2 separate regions of the Homo sapiens genome follow, and region 1 is linked to region 2. Evidence: chromatin contacts called from ENCODE Hi-C data. All regions are on one chromosome and are shown on one strand. The core of a region is the stretch at or near the end of the contact, and the rest is flanking DNA. Distances in the headings are between cores, read along the strand shown. Region 1 holds the start of SEMA4C (semaphorin 4C). Region 2 holds the start of TMEM127 (transmembrane protein 127).

Region 1 (3,784 bases), core at 168-2,667, 600 kb after region 2:
CACCAGCCCTCTGGCGGAGGGGCGGTGGGGGGACCGAGCTCGGGTCGAGTCGGGGACTCCGGCGGCGCGCGCAGGCGACGGGGGGAGGTAGGGGCGGGGACGCGAGGGGGTTCCTCCCGGGCCGCTGGCAACGCGCCGCGCACGGCCGGCACCCGCTGCGCTCCCGCGACTCTGACGAACCTTCCCAACTCGGGGACTGCGCCCCAGGGACCCTGGCCTGGGCGGGCCAGCGGGATTGGCTTCCCCTGCTCCAGCCTTCCCGTGCCAGGGGCGGAGACGCAGAAGCTGGGGACCTGCTCACCCCCAAACAAAGGGTCCCCGCCAAGACCCCGTCCCGGGTCCCCCCGGGTTCTCCCCTCCCCCAGCTCCAGGGATTTGAACGCAAACAAAGCGGCGGCGCGGGGAGCGTGGCGAGCCCGGCCTGCGGACGCCCCCTGTCGGCCCAGAGCCCCGGCGCGGGAGAGCGGGGGCTGCGCCCCAGACCAGCCCCCCAAAACGCCCGCGGCCTCATCTCGGCTCCTTACCCGAGGATCGGGCCGCACCCCGTGGCGTGCTCCGAGGATCCGCCCGGCAGCGGTGCTCCCACCCGCAGCTCCCCCCAGGGCGAGGAAACGGGCAGCCGGGAGGAGGGGTTGGGGGGAGGGGTGCGGGATCCAGGCGGGGCACCCCACACCCTCGCCCACCCCGAGCGGCCAGCCGTGGACCGCGGCCCTCCCTGCAGGGCGAGCGCTCCAGCCGGGGACGGCGCGGCCCGGCTCGGCCCGGGGGCCTGGCTTTCCGGGACAACCCGCCTCCCCAGCGGAATGGGCGGGCGGGCGGGGGGCCGCGGCAGGGAAATCCGATCCCACAACATCGGCCTCCCTCCAAGCCCGCCCCAAACTTTCCATCGGGGGTGGGAGCGCCGAGGGCAGTCCAGGAGCCTGGCGAGGATCCCGGCCGCGGACCGGACCGCGCGAGGAACCCTCGCTGGCGCGCCCCTCCGGCCCCGGGGCTGCGGGGCTGCAGGTGCTGTGCGCCCCACTCCCGAGACCCTGCGAAGCAGCCGCGGGGGTCGCAGGAAGGATCCCCGCGTACAGCCGTCTCCGCCGCCGCGGCTCCCCGCGCCCCAGCCCCTGTCCCTCCCGCGTCCGGCAGCCCCTGCCCAAGCAAAGGGACAAAGCGGCGGCTCCGGGGCCCCGCGGCTCCAGCCTCACGCAAGCCCGGCCTCGCTCACCTATTGCGCGCAGCTCCAGTCCCCGGGCGCCGCCCTCGCGTTCGGCTCTGACCGCCGTCCACCCCTGCCCCCGCGTCGCCGCCTGCCCGCGCTCGCCCGCCAGCCCTCCGCGGCCTCTCTGCCACCGCCCCTCCGTCCCCGCCCGGCTCCGCGCCCCTAGGCTCGGGCTCCCCGCGCCACCACGGCGGGCGCCGGCTCTTTCTCCAGCGCGGCCGCGGCTCTCCGCCCCCTTCCCCTTGACGTCAGGCTGGGGGGGTCGAGCGGAGGCCGGGGGCGGGCCGCGAAGGCTCGCTCAGGAGGGGGCTGCGACCCGCAGCGACCTGTGGACCCGCCCGCTCTCCGCCCGGGGGCTCGGACCTCCGCCTCTCTGGGTGCCCGGACCTCAACCCCTCCGGGTGTCCAGCAGCCCCGGGGCTCGGAGTCGCGGGCTGCGCCACAGCGCCTGGAGGGAGGTGGGGCGGGGGAGGGACTCCGGGTATGGCCACGGGGGAATCACACTCACCCGATCTTTCTGAAGTGTCCCCCGAAGACTCCGGGCGGGCTGGGCTGGGGAGAGGGACTCCCGACCGTGCAGTTGCAGGAACGACCGCGGGCGAGCCACGTCGAGGCGAGTATCCAGGGGAGGCACGCTGGGGGAACCGAGGCGTCTTTTGGGGCGGACCAGAGGGGTCTGCCGTTTGGCCCCCAATTCTGCCTCTTTCTAGGCCCCGAGGACCACTGGTCCCTGCCCTCAAGTCTGGAAAGGGCTTCACCAGCCAGGAAGACCCTTCAATCAACAGAAAGGGCCTGCTCCTGCTTCTCACGCTTTGGGCAAAGCGCCTATCCCCAGAAAATGACTCCTCGTGCCACTGGAAGGCTGATTAACAAGTGGCATGAGCCCTACTGTTCAGATGAAAGGGGCTGTGGGGAGCCACGCTGCAGAACCACCGCCACCTTCAGAACCACCAGCCTCCGCCCACAGCCACTCCTAGAAGCAACTTGTAGCTCTGGCCTCATGGGCGGTGCAGCGTCTTTCCTGCCAGCTGGTCCTCTGAGCTGGGCAGGTGGTTAGAAGAGGTGGTCCTCATGGAGGACACCCCACGGGCACCTGGAGACAGATGCTACCTCCTGGCTAGGGGCAAAAGGCAGAGGTGAAGGGGCTTGACGTCCTGAGGTTTGGAGGTAACTTTAAGCCAGGGTGCAGTCCTGGAGGGGAGGAACACTTCAGGCTGCGTCAGCAGATCTGGATTATAAATCAGTCCGACAGCAGCTTTTGTTCTGGGTTAAAACTTGGCATCTGAAAAGTGGAGACCAGAAAAGTGGTGGAGATAATTGAGAAAAGCAGCCCAGTTTGGTTTCAGTAACAATCGGGTCTTTGCTGGTACACATAATGGCCCCTTCTCCCTTGCTGGCCAAAGCCACGTTTCCCAGCTCTTTTCCACTAGGAAAAAGAAAAAAAGCTGTGGCCTTGGAGATGCTGGAGATAATGACCATGGGGTGGGCAGGGAAGGCCTCCTGCTTCAGCTGACAAGGTGGGAGAAGGTGTGTCACCCTCGTGTTTAGTTTATTCCCCGTATCTATTCAAGCGGAGGGTAAACTGAGATGCAAGTGCCCTCACTTGTGTTCTGTGCTTTAGATTTTTGCAGCTTGTCTTGATGTACATTTTCTTACTTCACCCTTATGACCACCCTTTAAAAAGTAAGTAATTTGGGAGGCTGAGATGGGAGGATCACTTGACCCCAGGAGTTCAAGACCAGCCAGGGCAACATACTGAGACCCTGTCTCTACAAAAGAAATTATTATTATTATTTTTTTTTTGAGACAGAGTCTCACTCTGTCACCCAGGCGGGAGTGCAATAGCGCGATCTCGGCTCACTGCAACCTCCACCTCCTGGGTTCAAGTGATTCTCCTGCTTCAGCCTCCCAAGTAGCTGGAATTACAGGTGCCTGCCACCAGACCTGGCTAATTTTTGTATTTTTAGTAGAGACGGGGTTTCACCATGTTGACCAGGCATGCGCCACCATGCCCAGCTAATTTTTGTATTTTTAGTAGAGATGGGACTTCGCCGTTTTGGTCAGGCTGGGCTCGAACTCCTGACCTCAGGTGGTCCACCTGCTTAGGCCTCCCAAAGTGCTGGGATTAGCCACTACGCCCAGCCCCAAATTAAAAAAAAAAAAAAACTAGCGGGGCGTGGCGGGGAGGGGTGGCTCACGCCTGTAATCCCAGCACTTTGGGAGGCTGAGGCAGGCGGATCACGAGATCAGGAGATCCAGATCATCCTGGCTAACATGGTGAAACCCTGTCTTTACTAAAAATACAGAAAAATTAGCCAGGCGTGGTGGCGGGCGCCTGTAGTCCCAGCTACTCGGGAGGCTGAGACAGGAGAATGGCGTGAACCCAGGAGGCAGAGCTTGTAGTGAGCCAAGATCACTCCACTGCACTCAAGCCTGGGCAACAGAAGGAGACTCTGTCTCAAAAACAAACAAACAAACAAACAAACAAACCAAACTAGCGGGGGCGTGGTGGCATGCATCTGTAAGTCCCAGCTACTCAGGAGGCTGGAGTGGGAGGGTCGCTTGAGCCCAGGAGGT
Region 2 (3,923 bases), core at 602-3,101:
AGCCTAGACCTGCAGAAGCAGAGTATGGTCCGATGCACAGCGGGGAACTTGGACCTTTTCACCAAATCCCAGTGCCTGAATTCTTCAGGAGGTAACACGCAGATATCTAACAGGAAGTGCTTCTGATAGGCGGTGCAGTAAACATCTGGAATGCATCACAGCCAGGGAATAGCACAGACAGGATAGCACAGAGAGGATATAAGACCTTCAAGATGGCTCAAAAGACCTTGGGGTTGATGAACTATGCTGTTACTAAGGACTGTTTGGGGTACATTGATCATTGTTAGGGTAAAAAGCAGGTGATACAGTCCAGTCCTGTCCTCACACTTCACAATTTTTACTGGAGACAAGAATGGGCAGGATAAACTATGGGGCCCATAGGACCCTCCCATCGTCTGCTGTCTATCTGGCCGGAAAGCATGATGATGAACAAAGCAACCTTGCCTCTGTCAGGCACACCTATAATGGTTCCAAGAGCCACATTCCGACTGTTGTACTGCGGGTGGCAATGGAACGGTCTTCCGATTACCTAAAATGCCACAGATTCCCTTCTTCTCTAATACGCATCCGATTACCATAGAACTCTAAGATATCTTTTAAAACCTAGTCATATTAAAAGTTCCTTTTTCTCCATTAATCAGTCTGCCCCAAAGAAGCTTTTCCGTATTTCACAGGATCCTTAGAAGAGGCCAGCTAACTGTGATACCTAGCACCCTTATCTTTTCTCGATACACAGCGTCCTTCCTCCAGCAGAATCCTAAAATAGCAGCAGTCCGGATTAACATGGCTGTGAGGAGTAGGTGCTTAGCTGAATAACATCAGAATTAATGAGGGGCCGGACCCCAAACAGAGCCACCTGGTGGGCATGAACACCAGGCAGTTATGGGGCCGTTTCCTTCAACCAAGTGTCTGGTCCCTGGCTATCTCTGCTTCAGCCAGAACACATTCTGTCCCCCACCGAGGCTTTAAGGGCCAGCGCGCAGCACCCTCACCTTTCAGCAGGTCCGGGTGCACATAGCCCAACACGTCGGAGACCCCCAGCTCCTGGCGCGAACAGGTGCCTCCGTGGATGTGCAACCAGGCGGGCTCGGCGAGGGCAGTGCACAGCGCCGTGATAGACAGGGCGCCAGGCAGGGCCGAGGCCAGGCTACGCTCCGGCTGCTTGGGCAGAGCGCTGCCTCCCGGGCTCCTCCGCCGGCGCCCGCCGGGCAGCCCTGCGCCTCCGGGGGCGTACATGCCCGGGGCCGCCCGCCGTCGCTCCGCAGTCGCTGCTGGTCGCCGCCGACCTCCGCGGGGCGCGCAGAGCCTGACAGTCCGGTGGAGGATAGCAACGCTCCGGGTTCGCTGCAGGTGAAGCCGGGACTGGGCTGTCAGGGTTGACACCAGAGGATAGGGGGGTGGGACCCGGGGCTGACGGAGACGGGGAGGGCTGCGGGAATTCGGGGGGCGGAGACAGGAGACTCCGGAATGGGACTGCGGGACGACAACCGAAGAGGGCCAGGGGCCAGATGGGGTCTGGGCAGACTCGAGTGGGGGGCGGAGGGATCGGGGATCGGCTACTGCTAGAGCAAAGACCCGGAGTCAGGGTCTCAGCCAGAGGATGCCGAGGGGCGGAGGACCGGGCTGGGCCGCGGGGATCGGGGACCCGTGATCTGGGACCGGCGGTTTGGGGTGCGACCTGTGCGCAGAAAAGACCCTCCCCACGCCGCCCACTGTTCCTCACCAGTCAGCAGGCCCCAGGGCTGGGATGGTGCTGCTCAGCCCAGTCACGGGCTTCTCGGCTGCCGGGGGCCGAGCGTTCCCAGGCCCCAATCCCGCAACGCCCGGACAGACCCGGGGCCGATGCACTTCCGGCTTCCTCCTCCTCTGCCTCCGCCTCCTCCGGCTCCCCGCCCCGTCCCCCGCGCGCGTCACAGCCTGGGCGCGCCGCCGGCTCTGCGCAGGGCCTCACGGGACTGGTAGTTCGAGGCGGTCCCGCGATGCTTTCCCTGCCGAGGTGAGGGGAGCGACTACAACTCCCAGAGGGTATGGCGGCCGCAGCAGTGGGCAGTTGAGTTTCCGGGGCGACCCAGGTCCTCCGGCGGAAGCGGGAGCCTCTGTCGGCCGCGGAAGCCTGGAGTGGGCGGTACGCAGACGCGCGCGGTGAGACCCGCTGTCTGCTCAGCGGACTCTGCCCGCCCCCACCTCCCCCTGCGTCGGGCCGACATGAAGGACTCGCTGGTGCTGCTGGGCCGTGTCCCGGCGCACCCGGACTCCCGCTGCTGGTTCCTGGCCTGGAACCCCGCGGGGACCCTGCTGGCCTCGTGCGGCGGCGACCGGAGAATCCGCATCTGGGGCACGGAGGGTAAGGCCCAGCCTGGTTGCGCGGCCCTCAGCGCTGAGGGCTCAGCCTGCGCGTAGTGCAGGCGCTCAGCCTGCAGGGGAGGCTGAACCTGTTCCTGGCGGAGGGAGAGTGGGATGTTAGCCACGCCGAGAAGGGCTTTACAGGCAAAGAAGTCTGCGACTGTTGGGAGGAAAAACGTCAGCAGACAAGCTGAAATGTCAAGGGAATTGTGTTAGCTGCAGAGGCAGGAAAATGGGAAAAGAGAGGTGTTAGGAAAGTGGCCTTCAGAGTAACTTGCGACTGGATGGTCACATTTTATCCCGAGGGCATTGGGGAACCAATAGCAATTTTAGATCAGATTTGTTTTAGAAAGATGCCTCCAGAGGTTGGGCGCGGTGGCTCACGCCTGTAATCCTAGCAGTTTGGGAAGCAGAGGCGGGTAGATCACCTGAGGTCAAGAGGTCAAGACCAGCCTGGCCAACATGGTGAAACCCCGTCTCTACTAAAACTACAAAATTAGCTGGGCGTTGTGGCGGGCACCTGTAATCCCAGCTACTCGGGAGGCTGAGGCAGGAGAATCCCTTGAACCCAGGAGGCGAAGATTGCAGTGAGCCGAGATTGTGCCATTGCACCCCAGCCTGGGCATCAGAGCAAAAACTCCGTCTCAAAAAAAAAAAAAAAAAAAAAAAAAAGCTTCCAGACGAAGTAGATTCATTTGCATCTTTGTAAAAGCTGTGAAATACACTCCCTGAGCTTTCCCCCACTAGCTTGATTCCAGTGCTAGCCCCTGATATTGAATGGCTTCATGGTGCTGCACCCAGCTCCAGAGCCTGGCCTGCGCTCCGCCTTTAGGTGACAGCTGGATCTGCAAGTCTGTCCTTTCTGAAGGCCACCAGCGCACCGTGCGGAAGGTAGCCTGGTCCCCCTGCGGTAATTACCTGGCCTCTGCCAGCTTTGATGCTACCACTTGCATTTGGAAGAAGAACCAGGATGACTTTGAGGTACCCAGGCTGGTTGGGACCAGAATTATTGCCTGTTTCCTCCCCAGGGCTGGTTCAGGAACCTGAGCCAACCTGCGCCAGTTGGGCTGTACCCATGGGAAGGGGCTTAGGGGTGTTAGCTGCTGTTAATTCTCATTTTCTTTCCCCTTTCACAGTGTGTAACCACTCTCGAGGGCCATGAAAATGAGGTCAAGTCAGTGGCTTGGGCCCCATCTGGCAACCTCCTGGCCACTTGCAGCCGAGATAAGAGCGTTTGGGTCTGGGAAGGTGAGGCCAGGTCCCTCCAGGTGGATTGGGAACCACCTGACAGCCCCCTCTGTGTCCCTGACAGGGTCGGCTCTTGGGTCCCCTTTTTCTCTCCCACAGTTGATGAAGAGGATGAGTATGAATGTGTCAGTGTTCTCAACTCCCACACACAGGATGTCAAGCATGTGGTTTGGCACCCAAGTCAGGAGGTAAGAGTCAAGCAGGGACTCTTGTGGGAAGGGCTCTGGTGTGCAGGCTTGTGCCCAGCCTTCCTCTGCTTTTCAGCCTTAATCTAGCTTTTACGGAGAGTTCCATCTGTGAACAAAAAACATTAGTCCCTTTATAAAAACAGA

The links. Hi-C counts contacts between places; a loop is a spot of excess contacts on that map. Pooled maps may share reads with other maps.
Region 1: a loop to region 2 is called in a map of ascending aorta, with 2.7 times the contacts of the local background. The contact joins the promoter of SEMA4C here to the promoter of TMEM127 in region 2. A Hi-C loop is called at or near these places in 2 of 168 maps with a recorded cell type or tissue (ascending aorta and chondrocyte) and 4 of 50 pooled maps.

What each region holds. Positions count from the first base shown.
Region 1 is chr2:96,868,663-96,872,446 of GRCh38, forward strand. It overlaps SEMA4C (semaphorin 4C), which reads right to left and starts at 1,418. Exons shown (of 15, transcript NM_017789.5): 1 at 1,214-1,418. It overlaps LOC124908044 (collagen alpha-1(I) chain-like), which reads left to right. Exons shown (of 3, transcript XM_047446878.1): 2 at 1-87; 3 at 366-2,461. The coding sequence ends at 1,373. RefSeq lists silencers at 1-560, 611-770, 1,091-1,190, 1,211-1,280, 1,311-1,410 and 1 more.
Region 2 is chr2:96,264,146-96,268,068 of GRCh38, forward strand. TMEM127 (transmembrane protein 127) reads right to left here and starts at 1,852. Exons shown (of 4, transcript NM_017849.4): 1 at 1,724-1,852; 2 at 993-1,367. The coding sequence starts at 1,236. It overlaps CIAO1 (cytosolic iron-sulfur assembly component 1), which reads left to right and starts at 2,080. Exons shown (of 7, transcript NM_004804.3): 1 at 2,080-2,344; 2 at 3,176-3,324; 3 at 3,480-3,591; 4 at 3,691-3,779. The coding sequence starts at 2,206. RefSeq lists silencers at 1,112-1,421, 1,472-1,681, 1,692-1,741 and enhancers at 1,972-2,161, 2,392-2,671, 3,269-3,923.